Linked DNA regions of Homo sapiens: region 1 is linked to region 2. A link is a loop called in an ENCODE intact Hi-C map of the cell type or tissue named here. Cell type or tissue: heart right ventricle. All regions are shown on one strand. Links, peaks and the distances in the headings refer to the core of each region. The heading gives the core; the rest is flanking DNA.

Evidence for each region. A loop is a pair of places that touch in the nucleus more often than their neighbours do. Peaks named below come from ENCODE experiments on the same cell type or tissue, not always from the same donor. Only the 100,000 strongest peaks of a DNase experiment are listed, where the experiment ranks them.
Region 1: it touches region 2 in a loop (2.8-fold over the local background); 16 of 110 quality-filtered maps call a loop at or near these places.

The regions. Positions count from the first base shown.
Region 1 is chr7:51,070,736-51,079,073 of GRCh38, reverse strand. The region is part of intron 7 of COBL (cordon-bleu WH2 repeat protein); the gene reads left to right. Among named protein-coding and RNA genes, the nearest start is that of COBL, 240 kb to the left of the region's middle. In heart right ventricle, for the core only: no CTCF peak of the experiment used is centred there; no DNase peak of the experiment used is centred there; H3K27ac peaks cover 1,018 bases.
Region 2 is chr7:50,610,900-50,619,237 of GRCh38, reverse strand. GRB10 (growth factor receptor bound protein 10) reads left to right here. Exons shown (of 19, transcript NM_001350814.2): 9 at 1-68; 10 at 1,099-1,167; 11 at 2,891-3,028; 12 at 4,358-4,468; 13 at 6,399-6,497. Among named protein-coding and RNA genes, the nearest start is that of DDC, 50 kb to the right of the region's middle. In heart right ventricle, for the core only: a CTCF peak has its summit at 4,299; no DNase peak of the experiment used is centred there.

The DNA.
Region 1 (8,338 bases), core at 101-8,100, 460 kb before region 2:
CACGAATGCTGACTGTACTTAGTGACTCCTATCTAAGGAATAGAATATGGCAAAGGTAGTGGGATGTCACTTCTTACATCCAAGATTAGGGTTGAAAAGGACTGTGGTCTCCATCTTGGGCACCCTCGCTCACTTGCTCACTCTGAGGAAAGCCAGCCACCACGCTGTGAGCTGCTCTACGGAGACCCACATGGCAAGGAGCTGAGGGAGACTTCAGCCAACTGCCAGCGAGGCGCTGAGGCCCTTTGTCCACTGATCATGAGCCTAGAAACCTGCCAACAGCCACTTGAGTGAAGTTGGGGGCAGATCCTTCCCCAGTAGAGCCTACAGATGAGACCATAGTCCTGATCCACACCTGCACTGTAGCCTGGTGAGAGGCCATGAGTCAGAGGCACCCAGCAAAGCCATGCTTAGATTCTAGACTCACAGAAACTATGGAATAGTCAATGCTTACTGTTTTAAGCCTCTACATTTTAGGATAATTTGTTCTGCAGCAATAGATAACTAAAACAAGTTTCAAGTAAGTGAAACCCATCTCAAACCTACTTCAACAGTTAGGGAATGTCTTATCTCATGGAACAGGAATCCCAGAGTGGAGTAGCATTCAGTATTAGTTGAATCTGAAGCCCAAGTTGTCATCAAGGATCTTAGTTCTTCCTAATTCTTCTCTGTATCATCTTTGGGGTCAGCTTCCCCCTAAGGCTGGGAGCAATGGGTCTGTGGCTGTTCCATGTATCATATCCAGACACTAGAATTTTCATAAGAGGAAGAGAGACTATCTCTTTTAATAGTTTTGTAGGAGAAAGGAAACCTTTCCCAGAAAGCCCCCACTAAAGAGTTCCTCTCATATTTCATTGACTACAATTGAGTAATACACTGACCCAATTCTTTGGCAAGAATGGAATGACCTTAGATGAGCCAGGCCCATCTGGCAGACGGGGATGGGGTCAGCTTTCTCTGAGGTACGTGGAAGTCACTGGTCAATACTGGAGTTCTGTTAACTTGGAAGTATGGGCAACATATGCTATGTGAACAGCCAGCAGTGCGCACTACACATGGGTTGCAGCCTTCAGTTTGATTTTAGTCTGGAGCATGTAGGATGTGTGATGAGTAGGTACAGAGAGGATGGTGAATCACTGTTGAAGAGCAAGTGGGTGATTTGGCTCAAAAACAGTAAGGCCAAGCATCTGAAAGTCAAAAGTCACCAAGGAACCATCCTCCTTGAGGGACGATTTCAGTGCAGAACTGGCCACTTCAAATCTAGCCTCCACCTACACTTCTCATTTTCTGCTTTTCTGGAGCAGAGGAACTATTAGAAATGCTCCTAGCAGTAGAATATGCCTATTCAGCGTTCAGGAACTAAAGCATCTGCTTTCTTGATAGTCTTTGTAGTAAGAGGTGTGTTCATCACATGAATCTGAAGAATACTGGATCTCACTTAAAATTACTTCCTGCTGTAGAAAGCATAATCTTGTCTCTTCCAGAGTTAGTTTACAGTGGACAAAGTGCAGCCTTTTTAAAGGCAACATAGGGCAAGTGTGAAGGTGTGTGTGGCCAAAGAACAAACTCGTGCTCCCTGCTGTCACCTTGTATAGAACTGAGATTTCTGTTGCCTGATCCAGGCTGTCCATGTCTTCCTGGCTGTCATGGTCAGGACAACTTGCAGAGTCTGAGTTGATAAATATCACACATATAGGAGAAGGGCTACTAAGCTATGTAACCTCTCAAAGCTGCATGTCACAAAGGGCATCACTAGTAGGGTTTTGGTGTGTGTTTGATGTTTCCCAGCATGGTTTTAAGAACAATGGAAGACTGGCTCCCAGGTCTGTGGTCTTTAATCATGTTTTTTCTTATTAATAAGATTTTGCATTAAACTTCAGATATCTAATCATGTACACAGATGCTTTATGTGCATGTCTAAACCAATACAGTTGTGTGCATACGGATTTTTCATCATAACTTTCGAATCAGCTTGCTTTCTGCCGCCATTTGATTTCAGTTGAACCTTCATTGTGAATCACCATAATGGAGCCTATTCCCTTAGTGCATTGAATTGTTTATTTACAAGATTTGCAGTGCTGATTATAATTAGGTTATTAACAAGTTATGAATTATCTATTTTAATTAGCAGACCTTGGAGATTTAAAGATCAATGCATATGGAGCTCAAATTACAGATCCTCAATTTACTTTACATTTTTAAAATGAAAATATTCAGTGACTGTCATTTTCTTACACATTTTTCTACACCAGGCTTAAGCAAATAAATCTTTCCTTGGGCATACATTTACAGGGTAATTGACAAAAGATCAAAAGGCATAAAGGGAAGATAGGTCATTGTCTCCTGTTCTAAGCAACCCCCCCCAACAAGGGATACTATTTCTAGCTAATTGATTTTAAATTTGTGACCAAGTATCCAATTCTAAAGAACTTTAAGGAAATTCTAAAACAAGGAAATAAAATGAGAGGAATGAACTATCTATTTTGAATTAGAAGAGAGTATCTTGAGTTTGATCAATGCAGAAATAATAATAATAATGATTTACATTTTAAGCAAGTGATCGAGCAGAGGAACTGCGAATTGCGAATCTAGAAATACTTGTGGCACAGCTTGAAATATTTGGTGGCTACAATCCTATCTCTACACTTGGGGACCAGATGCTCACTAAGGGCTGCTGGCTCGGTGAACAGCCATGTGCTGCTTGAGCAGAGGGCGTGGAACTGGAGAAGGTAGGACGGGAATTTGGCTGATGGCCCTTAGGTTGGGACCAGTCCTCATTAGAGTCCCCTAATGCCTTATTCTCAAATTTGAGCCCAAACTAAGTACTTTTCCTATTTCAAAACGAAGCAGTTAGTTCTAAAGCTTGTGACACAAACACAGTTCTGTGAGTCCTGTTTGTTGTGGGAAACACCCATGAAACACTACAGGTGTGGAGCTCAGAGCAAGCCCTGGGAAGCATTCTTGCCCTTGGCTGGTGTTTATTTGCCACTTTCCTTCCCTGGCAGGAGAGCCAGCCACACAGCTGTTCCTGCTGCCACGGGGCAGGCATGGCATCCAGGAAAACAGGAAGTGGGTCGTGAGCAAATGGGCCTTTTCATAAAATGGAAGGAAATCGTCAACTGTGGGAGCAGAATCTGTCCCTACTCAAAAGTACATTAGAAAAAAACGGAACTGAACTTTTAACCTGTTACTATTGTACCTTGAAAACCATTAAGTCAACCCAACATAGACTGAAGATTGGATGTAGCTTAGAAGTGAAGTAGTGAGAATCAAAATAGATCTATATATAGCTTTTCAAAAAAACCTTATGAGCCTATTTCTTTTTGCTAATTACTTCTTAGTCTTTTATTTACAAGGTACAATGTCCCTAACTTGAGAGAATTAAAGAACTTAGTGACAACTCAGTGGAACAGAACAGCACTTTGCCAGCTCATAAAAGCAGATCGTTAAAATTTCAGGAATTTTGCAAACCAATGGCTGAACAGATCCACTATTAAAAAGTAAATTATATAGACATACAATTAAATAAATAATATTAAAAACAGAGGTAACAAATACTAAAAACTCATCACTTCCTAATTATTTTAGTACATTTCATTACTATTTCAGTGTTCTTGAGGTTGTTTACATGTATCGGATCTGTAGGATTTAATGCTTTAGAATAGTAAAAATATATCATAGTGTGCTACTACACATCTCTTCACAGCACCGCATTCAGTGACTGATGTCAATAGCAGGAAATCAACCATCAAGAAACTATTTATAGCATAGGAATTAGCAAATGTTACAAATCAGATATTGATTGGTCTTGTTAATTGTCTAGATATAAGACAGTGATTGGGAAATGTAATAATACAGATTAAATAGAAAAGTATGTCATATCTGTAGCCAATACATTGTGAATAGCAGAAAAAATTGAGTTGTACATCCATTTTCCAAAAACCATGATCAATTCAGCCAAGTCATTCATGGGATTGACAAATGAGTAAAATTCCAACATATATCTTTCTGGTTTTATTCTCATCTTACTGTCTGATGCCATCATGTTGAAGTTATACTTCTTTGTTAACGGTAATAATTGACTGGCTACAGGTTAAAGAATCTGGGAAAAATTAATGAAAGCATTCTATGAGAATCAACTGGTAATACAGAATTTACAAAAAATAGTATTATGCATTTTATTATTACTTATAAATTTTGTGCTACTTATCCTTTATATAAGTAAAACTGATTATAACTATTTATACCTTTTTCCTCCAAAGAGCTGGTTACTAACCATTTACCAAAATACCACTGCAAAGTAGTAACAAATATGAATAGAAATGGTGAAAAGAAGTAATATTATTTAGTTAAGAAACCTGAGAACAGATTTCTTTGATTTTCATGAGTGCTCAAGCCCTAAGCTGATGCAAATAATCACAACTGTATTTTGTTTCCTTGAGCTTTAACTAGTAGCATGTACTCAGGTTACGTATAAAAACCATGTTGAAGAACTTCTCTTTGGGTTTATATAAATTTGAGTCCTTCCCAGAAATAAGGCATAAACATCTTGATTTTTCAACAATGGTTTGAAGTTGTTATTAAATATCATTACCTTCACGCCTGTAATCCCAGCACTTTGGGAGGCTGAGGCGGGTGGATCACGAGGTCAGGAGATCGAGACCATCCTGGCCAATATAGTGAAACCCCATCTCTACTAAAAATACAAAAATTAGCCAGGCATGGCGGTGCATGCCTATAATCCCAGCTACTCTGGAGGCAAAGGCAGGAGAATCCCTTGAATCAGGGAGTTGGAGGTTGCAGTGAGCCGAGATCGCGCCACAGCACTCTAGCCTGGCAACAGAGCGAGACTCTGTCTCAAAAAAAAAAAAAAAAAAAAAAATCATTACCTTGTTTTACTAGTTAAGAAGTAAATAGAGATTATGAATCAGGCATTCTCTTATGACAATAGTCTTCTAAACTGTTTGTCTCAGGAGGTTTTGGGTGCTGATGTGCACTCAGGCATGGCCCTTCTTTATTTTAATCCCTTTCCCCCAAGGCCTTCAGAGATTTAAAGCTACTCTCATGTAATAGCCCTTTGCACCACAGGTCAGTCTCCCACTAGAGAAAACAGCAGCACTCAAGAGGAGTTTGCTCCACAGGTACTTGGAGTTGATATCCATCTCCAACTCAGTAAATCAACCAGTATTCTCTAAGTTTATATGTGGGGCCTGCCCAGTGTCACCATTATCAAGATGGGATACACTGAAATTGAGGGCATCACAAAGCCATATGGTCTGTTTTCCTCTGGAGTTCTACAAGTAACTTAGACTGTTTTTCAAGAGGTAAGAAATAAATGACTTGCCTACCAGCTGCTTCGTGTCTCGGCTTGTAAGGACCTTAGGTTTCATACCAAATCCAAATAATTTTATGTGGCAACCTGAAAGACCAACCATGAGGGAAGTGATGCTTATGATATGGTTCTTACAGGAGGCAGAATCATATCTGTTGGATCAATAGGCCCTTTCCACAGCTGGCATACAAAAAGACTAAATGGAAAGGAAGAAAACAATAACAATATGCTTTGGCTGATAGAACGCTTGCTATGCAGTGTTAAATCTCCAGGGGCTGGAAAATGAATGATAATGGCAGATATTTATTTCACCGCAAGTGTGCGTTCACATTTTGCCATTTATTTTCCCCCCGCAGTTTATTGCTGTGCGTCATTCCCTACTCAGGCCAAGCGCTTCTGATGGACGGGCCTCTTCCTGACCTCGGACCTTTCCCAGTGTCTCTTCTGCCCTGGCTCTGATTTTCCTGTTGTTCTTCCTCCTTTCAGGATAAAAGGGCTCATTGTATACCCAGAATTTACTTCCTTTGGGGTTTACATATAAATGCATTAATAACAGAGATTTGTTTGATTGAGGTTTATATTTTTTTGAAGGAGGTAAATTATATGCAAATTTTAGGTTGATAATATTCACCTGTCTGAAATTCACTGATACTTGGAAATGTTCCTGTGAAGAACTCTGCTTTATTTTAATTCATTATTAATTCATGTTTTTCTTATTGGATATTCAGTTCCAGAATTTATTGCCAATTTTTCTTAAAACTAGATTGTATCCATAAATTGACCAGTATAGTCAATTTGGATAGAACTGAAACTTTCTGTCTACCTGGTAAAACTAAGTGCCTAAAAACATGAACTATAAATGTAGTTACTAGGAACTCACAACTTATATATACTATCCATTCAATGATACATAGGACCCAATGTCTTTGTGTTTTTGAGGTTTTCCTGTTACTGTGTACTTTGCCATTTTACATAGTTCACTAAAAAGAAAGAAGTGGGAGAAGAAGGGTGTTCTATTCATTATTCTATATTATGATTCTCTTCATTATTCTGTTCTCTTCATTATTCTATTCATTTCTTCACCCATTTATTCACTAAACAGTGACATAGTACTTACTTGATGCTAGGTATTACACCAGTTTTGTGGGCTATAAGAGTGAATAACAAGCACGTGACCTCTGGCCTTGGATTTTACTACCTGTGGCTCCCCAGGCACATGAAAAGAAGTAAAGATGGTTCCATTTGATAAGTACTAGTCACAAGGGTTGTACATGTGATAAAGATGCCAGAGGTTGTGACCACCATGTCTGTGCAGAGGTGCTGCTGGCTCCTCTTTGAGTGTGAGATCCCTCTGCAGTCACACAACCTCACCCAGTTACGAAGAGCTAGTCACCTCAACTGCATTGTCCCAAGACAGGCAGAGTAGGTAAAAATAGTCATATGTTAAAATTCAAGGTTTAGATAAAAAGACAACTAGTTCTTGCTTGCTTTGATTAACTTTTATTATGCAGATGCATTTGAACTGGAGAAGCTTGTCATGTTTCTCTCTAAAAGATGTTTTTAAATGTTATTGCTCAAAATGGAAAAAAAAAAAAAGAATCAGTAAGTATTCCTGACATGTAGGATTGTTGCCTGGCTGATCACAATGAAAATGTTAGCTATGACTAATGAAGGAATTATCACAACTTACATTGGTATTAATAATAAACAAATATAAGCCAAAGCTATATATAACCAATTTAGTGCTATGTATTGGTGAAAAAAACAGAAAGTTACAGAAATTACTCACAATGAAACATAGAACAAGTTAGAAAGGGCCTTTTTTTTTTTTGAAATAAAGGACTTTTGTCTGATAAGTAGCAGTCATTTGACCTCAAATCATTAAATGGGGAAAGTCTAAACAAGAAAAGGTAATGTTTACCTGAATGTTGGGGAAAGCATTAGGATTTATGGCCCAGACTTAAAGATTGTAGAAGATTGTATATAATTACAGCAATAAGCATTTGTGTAAGAAGTAGCTATTATGCTGAAGAAAGATGGGCACACAAAATCTCTAGGCAAATCCTTGGAACAGGGGAAAGTGATACTGCTCATAGAATTATTGGTTCGAGAGGCAGCAAATATGATGCAATAAGTATATCAAACTCAATTAAAAATAGAGGACAGAGGTATGTGGTGGGGGAAAACAAATGCAATAGGGCTAAGTCAGCTTACAGGGGGTGAATATAATTTGAACATGGCACCCCCAATTTACTTGATCATAAAGTTAGCCAAAGACATGAGTGGTCGATCTTTGACAATACTCTAGTGATCTCCATGAGAGATGGCCTGATAGATGTTGGATAGAATGAAGGGCCATTTGATGAACAAGTTTTGTAGATTTACATGTGACTTGGCACTGTGCTGACATTAGAGCCTTCTAAGAATCAGATAAATTAATTAGGTGAAACATTTTTTCCCAAAGCACTTGCATTTCAGAAAGTTTCTCATTTCTGACTCAGCTTAGAACCCATCCCTTGTTACAGGTCATTTCTCCTCCTTATAAGCCATGTCTGTTTCTTTTTTCCATCATGTCATACACCCTATCCACAAAAGATGGTAGCTCACGTTTTCTAACTAGAGACGTGCAGGCAAGTTGAGAGCATGAAGAATCCCTTGGGAATACCAATTCTGTAGCAAATGCTAAGGTAAAAGAAAAACTATGCATTATTTTTCAACTATAGTTGGCTTAAATTCTTAGTTTCACCCTGGAGACCATGTTGCCAGTGGACAATTGAGCATGCTGTGATTTATAAAATGCAAGCTAGTTTATATGATAATGTTTGCCATCTCACTTTACCAGTACTGTTGACCTTTTCATATGATTCTAAAATCACTTACTTGTAAATAAATACTCCTAGTTCTGTAGATGAAACAATTTGGAAAAGTCGTTACTGTTTACTCACTGACATTTTATTTTAGCACCCATTATAATCAGTCACACATCGCATCTGTGTTTGTGATGCT
Region 2 (8,338 bases), core at 322-8,321:
TGGCCAGTGAGAGTAAATTTCTATTCAGGAAGAATTACGCAAAATACGAGTTCTTTAAAAATCCCATGGTGAGTCTTACCTCTTCAGGTTTGGGGTTTGGGACTCTTGAAATCTTGAAGTTTATACTTGGGTTTCATAGTATCAGATTAGAAAGTGACTGAGAGGCATGGTGTAGCATATGGGTTTGAGAATCAGAGTTGTAGTTTAATGAAGCAGTCCTTGCTTGAAACCCAGTCTCATGCTTCACTAAATGTGCGTGGGACTGGCTGAAGGTAGAGGTCTCCTTCTTCACATAGACACAGTGTAAAGGGGGTTAGTCTCTAAGACAGGAGCTGGGAGAGGCTGGGTGTTTTCTGTTATTTTGAAAGTTCTCAGTTGAACTGATCAAACACTTAGCAGAAGAAAAACTCATTATTCTCTGCAAATAGCAAATATATTTTGTGATCATACGTGGAAGAATGACTAGAGAAATCAGTGCGATTGGTTGGTGTCTTGAGCTGGTCACCTTGATCTCTCTTTTCTTTCTTTGGGAGAGGCACTTGTCCTGTGAGAGGCCAGGATAGGGAGGGCACCTCCTAGCTCCTGGGGCACTCGCTGTCATCCTGAGTCATGGGTCAGAGCTGCATCAACTGGGGAGAAGACCCAGGGCCATTTCTGACTCTGATAATGTAGCTGCTTTTTTATTCCAAAGTAAGAAATTTGAAGACTGTTTTTGGGGAATGCAGCAGAACAGGCTTTTCTCGTGACTGGGCTTACCTTTTAGTTTCAGGAATTCTTTATCTCACGCTGTGCACTTGTGCCACTGGGCTGGGACGCTGGCATCGCTCTTTGCCATGGAGCATGCTGTGAGACATGAATCCCTTAGTAAACATAGTTGGTATTCCACACTAGTACCCAGCATTTCAGGAAACAAAATACAACCTTTTGAAGGAGGTGTTTCTTCTGTGTGATAGGAGAATAAAAAGGACCGCCATTTTAAATACAGGTGTATGTAATTATACTGGTAGGAATAGTTTTAAAATTGACATATCTATATGACATACCTTCCCTCACTTTGAAGCTAACCTTTTACGTATTTGTTTTTTCCCATTTTCTTAGAATTTCTTCCCAGAACAGATGGTTACTTGGTGCCAGCAGTCAAATGGCAGTCAAACCCAGCTTTTGCAGGTACTGGGCCACAATAGATCTCTGCTGAAATAGACTTTCTGAATAGAAATCCTCTTGGAACTGAATGGCAGCATTGTAAAAAACCTAAAGAGATCGCATCTTTCACCATTTATAACCTTGGCTCTTAAGCCGGAGGGGTGGTTGGGGGGAGGGTTTAGAGTAACCAGAAATTAAAAGTTTCCTTGGAAAATCTGTGTGTAGCTGGGTTCCTTCTAAGCCAAACAGGCACTTACACGATGCCCTTGCTCTGACTTAGAAGAGTCCAGTGATGCCACTGCTGAGTGTGGGCCAGGGGGTGCATGGAGAAACCCCAGTCTCAGGGCTCCCTCCCCAGCTCCTTTCTGAGCAGGGGTCCCAGGTCAGGCCACCGCCTAGCTGCTTGGAAATCTCTGCAGAAGCACAGAGTCTATAGTAAAAGATGATCGGGTTACCACAACAGACTTTTAAAAGTAACTTGCCATATATTACAAATAAAGAAACCTGCTTTAATTGTCCTGATTCATAAAGTCTGTTCTAAGAAAACCTGGTCTCTCCCCACCTCCTCTTCCAGTGGAGGGAGCCACCAGGGCCTCTGTGCCCAGCTCTCACACACACTCCTCCGGGGAAGCTGGGAGTGGGGAATGGGAATGTTACAGCTACACCCTAAAAATGTGCCTGTGTACATGTTAAAAGTGAGAGAATAAACCATTTCCTAAGGCCACCAACAAGATCCAGGTGACATTACATGTAAGAGAAACTACTAAAATGTAGTTCCTACAGAATTCTCCTCATAAGCCCTTTTTCTACGTTGTTATCACCAAATTTGTTTCAGCATCTAAAAGATAAGAGTTTCAGAGCTCTGTTCTGGTGGTGTCTTCAGAAGCCCTTCTGACCATAGCATGTGTCTGTTCTGGCGAGAGGTGTCAGCACTAAGTTACCACCTATACACAGTGAACAGTGAAATAGCAGATTCTGTTTTAATTGCCTTGACTTTGAGAGGATCCATGCGCTTTGTGAAGATGTGCAGTGATCTCTTGAGACTCAAGAAGGACTGACCCAGGTGCACCAGGGCTCTGTCCGACGTGCCTTTCCCACCTGGGGGAAAAGAGCTTTGTCCCCTCCCAGTCTAGTAGCAGGACCTGCCAGCATCACCTCCCCAACTTCGCTCCATGACCTGGCCCTTGGCCTGTCTTCCCTTTGATGAAAAGCGTAGTTTCTTGTTTTGTTTTGTTTTGATAAAGCCTTTATTCTTAAGGCTGCCTGTGGGAAGAGTTAGCTGGAACAGGGGGACATCACCAGGATGTCCTGCACCTGGGTGCATCACTTGCGGACACATGACACCTTTTATGTGACCCTTGACTGGAGGGGTGCCTGGGTAAAAGTGGCCACTACATACTCACTGTCAGTCTCCAGAGTCCCAATCACTTGGTCATGGCACTTGCTCTTGCCCTCAGTCTGATATCAGACTGGATCCTTCAGTGCACTATCTTATAGGGAAATTCATGACTCGTGTTATCACCAGTGTTGGAAAGGTCCATTTGCTTGCATATGTTTAAATACGAATTATGTTCTATGCAACACGAATTGAGATGGGATTTTAAGACTTTGGAAAGGAGAACACTCTCATTTTGATCCAAAAAGGAGTCTTTTAATAATTCAGAAAATGTCAGCTATGCTGATAACATGTCTGCTTTAATTATTTTAGATTAGCATTATGTGATTTTAAAAATTTGTTCTTCAACAGAATTTTCTGAACTCCAGTAGTTGTCCTGAAATTCAAGGGTTTTTGCATGTGAAAGAGCTGGGAAAGAAATCATGGAAAAAGCTGTATGTGTGTTTGCGGAGATCTGGCCTTTATTGCTCCACCAAGGGAACTTCAAAGGTGAGCTTTAAAAGCTACCACCACCAGCCCTAATTCTGCCACAGTCACTCCCCCCAGGTCCTCAGAGTGAACCTGGGCTTCATTTTTAAATGCACCTTAGACTCCTCCAAGCTCAGGACAACTTCTTAATAAGCTAATTGTGCAGCAGCTGAACTTGGAGTCACAGGTTTCCTGGTCTCGCTCAGAAACTAGGTAATAAATAATACAGGCCTAAGAACCCCACCTGCCTAGCCCCACCCCCACTGCGGGTTGGGAGCAGACACCCCTGGCTGCCCCATCACTTCAGAGACTGGCCTAGTTCTCATAAGTTGGGATTTAAGCTAGCTGTAAAGATGTTTGATAGACTATTGCCACCCTAATGCCAGTGTAACTTTATGTATCATAGATATTTCATGAAATAAACTGCAGGCTTGCATGTATCCCCAGTGAGAAGAAGGTGGGAGATGGAAAACAGCTGCAGGCCCTCAAAAGAGAGCTTAGGCCGGAGGCTCCTTTGCTCCCATGTACACTCTTGTCTGCTCTCTTCTTGTGCTGTCCACATATACCCTGTGGCAGGAGCCTTGTCCACCCAATACCTGGCTGAGCACTTACCATCTGAGGGCTGTGGTCTCTTTTGCTCTGGCCAGCAGAGGTGAAAGGGAGCTGGCGGGACCCCAGCACAGGTGTTGAGCATCTGGGAACCGGCTCTGGGAAGGTGTTGGGGCCGGCTCTGGGAAGTCAGCAGCTGCCGACACCTGGGCCAGAGAGAAGGGGCGTCTGCAGAGAGGGGCTTTGAACTGACACAGGGCATGGTAGCTTCCTGACCTCCCAGCTCTGCTGTGTGGCCCGCTCACTGTCCTCGTGTGTGCTGAAGTTGGGAGGGTATTTCGTAGAGCAGGAAACAGAGCTGGGCTGGAGAGTTGAGGAGGAGAAGGGTGGGACAAGCAAGCTACCAGTGGGAAAACCCAAAGTACGGTTGGACTCTGGACTCACAACAAACCAAAGGCAGACAGGCCCTGTGCTCTTAACTCTGACCTTTGGGTTATAGATTTTCTCCTGCTTTTTATCTTGAATATCCGGTCATGGGGCTTTGATTTGCCAGAAGTATCAAATACGTTCCAACAGCCTTGTGTGTCTGAGAACTGGGGAAGTGGGTGTTTTGGGTGAGACTGGGTGAATTTGGTTTTAGTTTAGCACTTATTACACCTCGCGTAATAATCATATGTAATATGTATAGTGTCATCGGGGAAAGTGCTTGTAAGTGTGCAGAGACTGCCCTCTGTCTACCAGAGGTGAACACATTTGCTCTTTGCTGTGCTTGAGACTTTAACCTGGCCAGTGTTGTCACAGGAACCCAGACACCTGCAGCTGCTGGCCGACCTGGAGGACAGCAACATCTTCTCCCTGATCGCTGGCAGGAAGCAGTACAACGCCCCTACAGACCACGGGCTCTGCATAAAGGTACCCACGAGCTGTCCACAGACGGCGCGCATGCTCAGCAGCCCACAGGAGACTGACTTCTTCTCTTGCCCAGCACTTGATTGTTGCTTCTATTGTCTTCAACAGAAACATAGTTTCACACTGGATTTATCCATTCCTGTAAAAACATTTATTGTACACTTGCTGCTATCAGTCCTTGAGTAGCTCAGAAGCTCAAGGACAAGCAGACAGGGATGGATAATGTGGCTAGTGGGCTCAGTGTTTTAGGGAGGGTGGCTTTTGGCATCAAAGGGTGGGCTGTGGCTGTAGCCCAGTACTAGTAGCTGGAAGGGGAGGTGGGGCAAGGGAGGGGACCCCCAGCCTGTCACCTGGGTTGCCTGCATGGTACTGAGTGAGCTGATGGCTTCTGTGTGGGCCTCTGGCTGTGGGGATGGTCAGACAGGAATAGACACAATGCTGCCCACCCTCTGCATGCATGTGTGTGCTGGCATGCACACACACGTGTGCACACACATCTACATGCACATACCCACACGTGCATACATACATGTATAGACATACACCTTTGTGCATACACACAGGTATAGACATACACCTTTGTGCATACACATACATTATACACACATGTACATAGACACACATACACATGTGCACACACCTATAGGCAGAGCCCACTCCTTTTCCCCTGATGAGGTTGTGGTGGTATTAATAATCATAATGGTAGATGATATTTACTGAATGCTTACTGTGCATGATATGTTCCACTGACAGTTTTACATCCATTATCTTAATCTTCACAGCCCCTTGTGGGATAGGAAGTTGGCCACATTGCCCACATCCAGTAGCCAGTGAATAGTTGTGCTTGGAGTTTGCCCTGTAGGCTGACTTATGAGCCATAGCCCAAGCCACATCCCGAGAACACACAATACGGGGAGCCCCTCCTTAGGGGAAAATTTCTTTCCAAAATATCACCTCATACCTTGCTCAGGGAATACTCTTTCGGTTATAAGTAATAGGCGTCTAATTCACACCAGCTAGAGGCCCAAGGCAGCCTCAGGCGGGGCTGGAGGTATGAGCAGCAGCTGGCACTCTCCCTTCCCACCAGCCCACACCAGCCATGCTTGCCTGTCTCTGCAAACGCAGTCTCTGCTTCTCTCATAGCACCAGCCGAGCGCAGGGTAGTCACACCTGTCCCTCAACCCCTCCAGATTCTTGGGAGGGAGAGCTGGGGTGTGTCCAGCATTGTTTCTTGAGTCTGAGGTCGGGGGTTCTTCTGGAGATGCAGGTCAGTTTATGCCTGCAACAATTCTCCTCCCTCACCAAAGGGCCCTGCCTCTGGAGGGGCACCTGTCTTCTCCCCATGGTGCCTACTTCCCCTTCTGTCTCATTCTCCAGAGCCAACATCAGTCTCCCTCTCTGGACCTTCTACTTGGGGTCTGATCTTGGGGCTGCTCAGACATCAGAATCCCTGAGCTCCTCAGGGGTTGCCCCTCTTGGCTAAGCCCTGCAGCAGCCCCTCCTCTCAGTGGCCTGGGGGCAACTTTAAGATCTCTCCTCCTGTAAGTCAGAAGGCAGGTTCTCCTCCCATAGAATCCAGTCCGTCGACAGAGTTAGATGCCTCTTCCTCTTTGTCCTATTGTGCTTACCACATTACGTTGTCCTGTGCTAGTTTGTTTTTCTGTCTCCTCTGAAGTTCCCAAAGGATGGCTTATTATTCAGCTAAGTGGTACACAACCTGGGGCCAGTCCATGGTAGGCACTTAATAAAGTCTTGTCAGGAAGGTGGATGAATGAACGCTTAACACACAGGTGTGTGTGTATCTGCTGTGCTCCTTGCTAGGGGGATCTCCAGCTGGTTGTCTCTGGTTTGTGTCAGATGCAGCCCTGCCTTGACAGAAGCTGTTTCTGACTCCCTGTGTAACACTAACAGGACTTTCTTTTACCTCCTGTAGCCAAACAAAGTCAGGAATGAAACTAAAGAGCTGAGGTTGCTCTGTGCAGAGGACGAGCAAACCAGGACGTGCTGGATGACAGCGTTCAGACTCCTCAAGGTATGTGACATCTTGCGGTTTGTGTTGAGTGCACATCTCTTCGTGGAAAATTGGCCTCTGGACTTGATGTCTATTCTGGCAGGAAAATGCTCGTAACTTTTCCGCTGTTCTGTCACAATATTTTATTTATCAAATGTAGTTAAGCATCTTTCTAAACAAGATCTCAGGAGCTTTTAACAGAGGGCCTAATATTAAACAGGGTAGAGCTAGGTTTTCCGGACTCAGTACTACTGACATTTTGGGTAGAATAATTCTTTGTCGGGGGTCTGGGGGACATCCAAGCATTGCAGGCCACTTAGATGTGTGGCATACCTGGTCTCTGCCTGCTAGATGCCAGTCGCACGCCCGGCCAGTTGAGACAACCAAAAATGTCTCTAAATGTTGCCAAATGTGCCCTGAAGCCAGAGGATGGGGAATTGCCCCTGGTTGAGACCACTAGATTAGAAGAATAGGATTCGAAAAATCAGGACCAGGGAGAAAGGAAATAGTACATGAGGTGTTAATTATTTTCACGACTGAACCAACTCTCAGGTTCCCAAAAAGCCAGGGCCATGAAGTAAACATGATGAATTATACAGTTGACTGAAGCTCCTCAGCAGAGACAGTACCTCCTGACTGTAAGTTCTAAAGGAAATTTATCACGTGGTACTGCATATAGAGTAATGCCCTTGACAGCAATTTCATGCCAGTTGCCAGAGTGATTTCATAGGGCTGTTTACTGTAGTCACTTTGGATTTCCCACAGTGTTTCTGTGCACATATACCATATCCCACATGTCTGGAATTAAGTCTACAGAGTCCTTGTGAGTTGTAAGTTAGCTGGCCCAGGTGAGCTTGGCTAAAGTCCAGGGGTCTCCATAGGAGATGTTCGTTTAGTCAACTGGAGCCAATGGATACAATGGTCTAGGGATTTCTTTACAAAAACTCCCAGCCTTCGTTGAACTGTAGTGGCCTTTGAGCTGGTCCAGAGACTCAAGGTGAAGTCAATTAAGGAGATGGAGGAACTGAAGGAAGCATAGCTCAAAACTTTCCTGGAGGTGCTGCAGATCCAATTCTGAATGTAGTCCTGTTGTCCCATCCACTTGGCAGGTAGCATTTTGCACCCAGTAATCCACAGATTCCAGAGACATTAAGGATACATCCTAGTGCCATTTTTATAGGATGCTGGGGCCCAAACCAAAAGTTCCACAGATTGGCTTCCTGTATCTCTCTCCCAGAACCTTATTTTATGTTTTCACTGATTAAAAAAAGAATTATGGAAATCAAAACTTTACAAATTCATAATGGAAGAGGAAATGTCCATGTTAATACATCATAGATCATAGACCACTCCTGTGTAAGCCGGTTTTCAGTGTAAGGGTCATCAGTGGGAACTGGTCACATAGGTGACATCCATTGAGGGCAGTATTCTGCATGGACCTCCAGAAAGAATGAGATTGCTCTTTGTGTCCTGTTGCGGAAAAATTACTAACAATTAAAAAGCAAAGTACAGAACAGTATATAGAGAGAAGGCTACATTTGTGTGAAGGGAACAGGAAAAATTGGAATATTTGTATTTGATGGTATGCTCATGAACATTGTGTGAGCTGCAGGAGAGAAGAAAGAGGTTGCTTAGTAGGGAGAGGAGATGGGAGAGGCAGCTGTGCAGATAGGGGCAGCGGCCAGGGGTGATCTTTTGAAGCTGTCTGTATATGGTTGAAATTTTAATCTGCAAATGAATCATCTGTTTTGGAAAAGGCAAAAAAAAAAGGAAATGAAAAAGGAAAGTGGTAGTATACTCCAAGAAGCTATGAATTCTATTACTTTGGGTAATATATAATAAATCCAAGTATCAGGTTCTTA